Regions from separate parts of the Homo sapiens genome. Here region 1 is linked to region 2. The links are chromatin contacts, found by Hi-C or POLR2A ChIA-PET in ENCODE. All regions are on one chromosome and are shown on one strand. Each heading gives the region's core, a stretch centred on a gene start or an enhancer-like site at or near the end of the contact. The rest is flanking DNA. Distances are from core to core; before and after follow the strand shown.

Region 1 (3,352 bases), core at 329-2,828, 150 kb before region 2:
TCCTCCCCTCTGAGGCCCCTCTCTCCCACAGTGCACCCTGCCCAAGACCTCTCGCTCCATTGGGCCGGGGGTGGCTCCTGCACATGTGCTCCAGAGAGGAAAGGCATTTGACAGGTCAGCTGCAGACAGGTGTTCTGACACTCACTGTCAACCAGACCAAAGCCCCAGCCCTTGGCCCTGCAGAGGATACCTATAGAGGGGCAGCAGGCCTTATGTCTGTATCAGGACGCTGACCTGTCCCTCTGGCCGGGGACTTTCCTGCTTTTAGCCTGAGAGTCTCTTTCCCTGGAACCCAAGTCAGTCCTGGGCAGAACAGGACAGTTGGCCACTGTAGTCTGGAGAGTTGTTTGGGAAGAGGCAGCTTTTCCTTTCTGGGAGGTGAGAGTCCACTTGCTGCGCTGGGCCGCTGGCTGGGCCTGGGGTTTCCTGGGCCTGGATGTTTGACCTGCTGGCTGGTACTGGCAGCAGCTGCACCCCAGGGTGGCCAGACGGTAGGTGGCGCTGTGGGCAAGGTGAGGTGTGCTTCTCCTGGCTCCTGGGAGGAGGAAGAGGAGGAGGAGGAGAAGGAAGAAAAGGTGTGGGTGCTCCTGCCTCACCTCAGTCACCTCCTCACCTGCAGCTCCCTCACCTGCCTACCACCCTTAGTGTGAGTTTGCTGCTGCTGCTGCCTCAGTTTCCATTTTCAGATCCCCAGCCAGCGGTCTATGGCTCGTTTCTGAGTGCCCCAAGGGATCCCTCCAGGTGCCGGGAAAGCCGACCTTGTAGGTGCTATGGGATCAGCCCAGGCCCTGTACCCTTGTCATTCACATCCCCTTCCTGGGCATCGGTTTCTCCATTTGTAAAGTGAGGACGCTCAGCTGAGGCCCCATCTAGCTCTGAAATGCTGCAATCCCTGCGCTTTACCAAGTCCTGGCTCTGGGGCAGCTCTGTGCCGGGACGGGACCCTGCCCTCCTGGGCTGGCACTGGATTAACAAGGTCAGATTGGACATTAGATGTTACATAGAAAAATCAGCATTTGGTTAATAAGAAAGCTCACAACTTATTAACCAAGGAGTTACGGAGAGAGCATAACCAGGTAATGCGTGGGGAGACAGGGTCGTGGGGGCTGGAGGAGGTGATGGTGGGCCATAGGCAGGGCAGCACTTGGCCCACGTGGGCTTTTTGGAGGAGTCATAGGGGCAGGGTGGGCAGGAGTTGAGGCCAAGGAAAGGGATATGAGTGTAGACAAAAGGTGGACTACAGGTGGGCCTGGGGCTTGTGAGGGAGGACCCCAAGTGCATACCTGCAATCTGGACTGTCTGCTCAAGGATGGTGGCATGTGTGTGTGTGTGTAGGTGTGTGAGTGTGTGCATGTGTGTGAGTGTGTGTGTGTCAGAAGTTAGGATGGGGGCATGAGCCAAACTGTCTGAGACCCTTGCTTCCATCTGGCTCAGAAATCTGGCTCCCAGGGCATGGCCGCATATCCAGTGGGCTCCAAGCCAGTGTTTCTGGACCAGAAAGCGTCGTCCTCTGCCAGGGCCTCTTGCACTTGCGGGAAAGCTGAGCTGAGCTGGGCTTACTGGCGGAGCCTGTGGCACAAGAAGGGTTTTTCTTTGAGCAGAGCCAGCTGGCTCATCAGGCCTGACTGAGACCTTGGCTCTAGGAGCACAGCTCTTGTCTCTTCAGACCAGTGTCACCTAAGATACTGTGGCCCTCCTAGCTCTCCCCCGCTCCTGTCTGGGCTGTGCTCACAGCTGGACTCCTGCAGAACGAATGGCAGGTCTAGCTTCAGCTCCATGGCTGGGGACAGTCAGTGCCTTGTCCCCAGTGCCCACGCTCACTCCCCTGGCCCCTTGATGTTGGGTCTCAAGTGCAAGCCGTTCCACGGCACATGAGTGTGGGATCTTTCAGAGCCAGGCAGTGGACGTGGGCTTTTAGCTGGCAACAGCCCTGCTGCCCCTGGGGCACTGCCTGCCTCTGAATGGCAGCTGAGCTGGGCAGCAGCATTACTCTGTGTGCTGCTGGCACTGGCCTGGTGGGGAGCCTCTGCTATCAGGCTAGGGCTAACTTTAGAATTGTGGTGCCTGAGCAACGTGGTGACAAAGTGTACAACAAGGTGTCTCGAACTGGGTCAGCTCACAGCCTGTGCCAGGATGGCTGGGAGTGACATGGACAGGAACAAAAGGGAGGGGAGAGGGAGCGCACTCCCACCTGGAGCCTGGCAGGCAGGATCCCCACTGAGCCGATCTCTTCCACTGAGCCGGCCCATCCCTCCCTGTAGGTTCCTCATACTCCAGAGATGGCTGGGTGGGACCCAAGCGTGTCTTCCCTGGATGATTTATTTTTGGTTCTGGCATTTACAGCATGATGAAGGCTATTGGACACTGCTAGTGTGAGCAGAATCACCCTAACCGAAAGGCAGCGTGCGGCCCTGGGCAGTAGGGTTTGGTGTAGACATCTCTCGGGATCCCTCCCACACTGAGGAGAGGAGGCAGGGGACCCAGGCTGCCTTAGTTACTTTCCCTTTTCTTAGGCATTCCCAGTAGGTTGGGCCTCCTACTTCCACCTTTCTGTGGACCCGGCTGGTGGCCTTCAGGCTAAGCATGGCTGGTGAGGTTCGTTCGCGACCTGCCCCCCTGCGCCCAGTTGGGTGCATCTCCTGAAACTTATCTCCCAGAGCTTGGGCCACCTGAGCCACCACTGTTCTGCAGACGCGTTCTTCTCCGTACTTCAGTGCCTTTGCACTTTCTGCTTCCTCCCCTTCGCCAGCTTTCCCGCCTTCACCTGGCTGCCTTGGCTCTTCCAGCCTGGCTTCCCTGAGCCCTGGCTCTGTGCAGACATGGCTGGGCCCTCCTCCCTGTGCCTTCCTGAACCCTGCGGCAGTGCTGAGCCCTAGCCCCGGGAACTGAGGTTGAAAGTGTGTGTTTTGCCTCCTGCCTAGACTGAGAGCTCTTGGAAACTAGGGGTGGGGTCTGAGGCACCTGTGGATGTCCCGGGCCTGGCCTGGTGCTGTGAGGCATGGATGGTGAAGGGTGCCCTCTTTCCTGGAGGAGGAACCCTGAGGCGTCCCCAGGAAGCCATGCAACCAGGCACACTCACCCCCAACTCTACTGGGATCACGCACAACCCGCTTGGCTGTTCCCCACTTTCTCATGCCTTCTTTCTCTCCCTGTAAAACTCCCTGCCAGGCCCCAGGCCTGCACTGTCAGGAACTGAGATGCAGCCCAGCGGGGCTGTGTTATTTGCTTTACCCCATTCCTGGGTCTTCTTTGGAGGCTGAATGAAATTCCATGGACAATTTCCAAGGCATGAGTTTTTGTGTCATTTCACTGCTAACCTACTTGGTGACCCAAAACAAAACCCTTCCCTTGA
Region 2 (3,359 bases), core at 167-2,666:
CAAACTGAGGAGCTCGCAATGGGTACAAGGCCTTGATGGGCCCTGGCAGAAATGCACCCAGGAGGGGGTGAGGCCCCAGGAGCAGAGAGGAGGGTCTCACTGCCCAGAGTGGCCAATGTCATATGCTGCCCATCGGTCAGGGAAGTGGCCAACCACATGTGTGTGGATCCACCCACCATGTGGTGGGCAGGGTCCTGGAGAGGCCCAATGGCGATGACAAAGAGCAGCACTGGGGTGCAGGGAACAGAGAATACGATGGCTGCTCATCAGTTAAAACACTTCCACATGAACTGGTACGACCATGTAGGAAAACTGTCTGGCAATATCGGTCATCACAGAACAAACATCTACCCCAGGACCCAGGCGTTCCAGGGCAGGCAGACACCTGACAGATGTGCAAGAAGGGACAGGATGCAAGAAGAGCCAGAGCAGCTCCACTCATGAGAGCCCCATCCAGACAACAACCCAAATGAGTCACCCTATTCGTCCCATCATGGAGGAACAAATAGAGGGCCTGTGATCCAGCGGATGGTGGCATACTGCTCAGTGACCCTCCATTGGGAGAATCCCAAAGAGAGACCCGAAGGGCACATGCCAAAACAGCCCACCTCAGGCAAAACCACCACATAGGAGCAGATCAGAGAGTGGTGACCTTGAGAGGAGGCTCAAAGAGCCCTGGGGGCCTAGCTGTGATGCTTCTTCACCCAGGTGCAGGAGGCACAGGTGTATCCAGTGTGAGGACATCCTGTGTTCCATGATCTCCAGGAGAAAAAAGAAATAAAAGATTTAAAAACAAAAAAACTTGAAAAAGGACTGTACTGTCCTCTGTATGCGTGTTTGACTTTAATAAAAACTTACTTTAAAAAATAGCCCACTTCTGGGGCCAAGTGCAGTGGTGCACACCTCTAATCCCAGCACTCTGGGAGGCTGAGGTGGGAGGATTGCTTGAGTCTGGGAGGTAGAGGCTGCAGTGAACCGTGATTGTGCCACCACACTTCAGCCTCGGCAATGGAGCGAGACCTTGTCTCTTAAAGAAAGAAAAGTCAACTTCACAGGCACCCAGTGGCCTCTAAGATAAGCTCCACATCCTGGGCAGCCCCTTCCTGCTCTGCCCCCACCTCCCATCCCAGCCCTCCTCTACACCTTCACTCCTTCTGCCTGGGACACCTACCTCAGCCCAGGCTCTGTTGGCCTGACAGGCTCCTACACACCCCTTGGGGCCCTCCCAAGCCTAACTCGAGCAGAGGGAGGCCCAGGCCTCAGTGTCAGCTGACTCTAAGGAATCGTGGGGATGAAGATAGATTCCTCCTGCTTCTCTACGCGCCCTGCCTCCTCTCCACCCTGGCCCTGAAAGGGGAGGCGCCTGCGTTTGTGCTCACCCATGGAGGTTTGTCATGCTTTGGCCACACGTCAGGCTGAAAGATGTTGAAAGAGCAGGGGCCTGGGAGTTTCTGAAGACGGCGATCTCTAGGGAGCAGGGCTGCGGCTTGGCTCATGCCTCCAGGTCCTCCAAGTCTCAGCATCAATGTCACTTCCTCTGGGAGCCCCGATGGCCATCACCAAACCAGGCTGTTGACTCCACAAGAACCAACAGGGATCTGGAAACCGGGGTCAGGCCCTGCCCCTCCACTCTCTGCTCCCGTCAAGCCTCAGGAAGTTCTGTCATCTCTGAGCTGTTTTCACATCCAATAAATGTGACTTCCTATCGGGTTGTTGTGGGAATTAAAGAAGTTCAATCACCAAAATCCTGTCTTCAACACAGATCCGGGATCTGAGCACCTCTGCCCTTCTCCTCTGATCCAAGCCACCTTCCCACTCTGTGGACCATCAGGGGTCTCCCTGCTTCCTCCTTGCACACTGCAGCTGGAGTGTCAGATCATGTCCCTCCTTGGCTCAGAGCCCACCAGCGACTTCCCGTGTCCTCTGGAGCAAAGCCCAGGTCCTCGCAGTCTCCCAAAGGCCCTACCCAGATGGTGTCCTGTTGCCTCTCATCTCCTCCCACTGTCCCTCTCTCCCTCCACAGTAGCCACACCCAGCCCCTTGCTACTCTTGGAATGTGCCTGGCACACCACTGCCTCAGGACCTTTGCACATGCTCATCCCTCTGCCTGGAACCCTGTTCCCCCAGATGTCTGGGTGGCTCCACTCTCTCCACATCTTTGCTCAAATGTCACCTTCATGAGCTTTTCCATGACCACCTACTCAAAGTGTAGCCACCATTGCCCAGCACTTGTGGTTCCCCTTACCCGGCTTTGATTTCCTCTATGACTCTTACTGCCATCTGCCGCCATGAATTTCATTTAATCAGTTGTTTATCATCTGCTCCTTTCCACTAGAACAACAGCTTCTTGTGGTGAGGATTTGGACTTTTTTCCACTGGCACATCCCCAGCACACAGAACAGCACTTGGCATACAGTAGGCACTTGATGAGGGCCCTGGCTGGGTGTATTCCAATGGCTGATGGCCCGTGCCATACCAGTTACTAAGGATCTGAAAATCACTTCTAGTTGGGAACCTCTATTTGGACCCAGGCAGCGTTAGGTTTGCAGACCTGAGAGGAGTCAGTGCATTTGGGGATCAGAGGCAGAGAGGGGTCCCTTGCCTCTAAAACAGTGGTCCCTAACCTTTTTGGCACCAGAAACTGATTTCATGGAAGACAATTTTTCCACAGACTGGGGGTGGGAGGGGGATGGTTTTGGGATGAAACTCTCCCACCTCAGATCATCAAGCATTAGATTCTCATACAGAGTGTGCAACCCACAATAGGGTTCACGCTCCTGTGAGAATCTAGTGCCACTGCTGACCCAACAGGAGGCGGAGCTCAGGCAGAAATACTTGCCTGCCCACTGCTCACCTCCTGCTGTGCAGCCTGGTTCCCAACAGGCCATGGGGGTTGCCTGCCCTAAAATACCTTCTTATTTAGTTGCCACAAGGCTTCAAATCCCACTGTTCTCACTCTTTGGAGTTTAATTTGTTCCTAATGGTTCTCTTTTTTTTTGAGACTAAGTCTCACTCTGTTGCCCAGACTGGAGTACAGTGGCCCAATCTCAGCTCACTGCAACCTCTGCCTCCTGGGTTCAAGTGATTTTCCTGCCTCAGCTTCTCCAGTGGCTGGGATTACAGGCACATGTCACCACACCCAGCTAAGTTTTTTTTTTTTTAATTTTCAGTAGAGGCAGGGTTTCACCACGTTTGGCAGGCTGGTCTCAAACTCCTGACCTCAGGTGATCCGCCCACCTCAGCCTCCCAAAGTGCTAGAGACATGAGCCACCACACCTGGCTGCTTCTCTTTTCAAATGAAAATGTTACAATGCCACTGGCATCTGGCAGCTTGACAGGGCGATTCTGCCGATCTGGCC

What was found. Hi-C counts contacts between places; a loop is a spot of excess contacts on that map. ChIA-PET counts read pairs that join two places held with the same protein, here RNA polymerase II (POLR2A). Pooled maps may share reads with other maps.
Region 1: a map of heart right ventricle shows a loop between it and region 2 (9-fold over the local background). The contact joins two enhancer-like sites. A Hi-C loop is called at or near these places in 6 of 168 maps with a recorded cell type or tissue (Right ventricle myocardium inferior, heart left ventricle, heart right ventricle and 1 more) and 10 of 50 pooled maps. POLR2A ChIA-PET finds 5 or more read pairs at or near these places in 3 of 52 experiments (HEK293, HepG2 and activated CD4-positive, alpha-beta T cell).

What each region holds. Positions count from the first base shown.
Region 1 is chr17:17,566,042-17,569,393 of GRCh38, reverse strand. The region is part of intron 2 of PEMT (phosphatidylethanolamine N-methyltransferase); the gene reads left to right. Among named protein-coding and RNA genes, the nearest start is that of PEMT, 24 kb to the left of the region's middle. RefSeq lists enhancers at 1-457, 458-1,349, 1,350-2,239. Within about 2 kb of position 1,578, at least 15 of the 41 ENCODE cell types and tissues checked have a DNase peak (open chromatin) inside an H3K27ac peak, as active enhancers do; they include heart left ventricle, heart right ventricle and left ventricle myocardium inferior, where a contact is called at or near this core.
Region 2 is chr17:17,418,873-17,422,231 of GRCh38, reverse strand. No RefSeq gene overlaps it. Among named protein-coding and RNA genes, the nearest start is that of MED9, 56 kb to the left of the region's middle. Within about 2 kb of position 1,416, at least 10 of the 41 ENCODE cell types and tissues checked have a DNase peak (open chromatin) inside an H3K27ac peak, as active enhancers do; they include heart left ventricle, heart right ventricle and left ventricle myocardium inferior, where a contact is called at or near this core.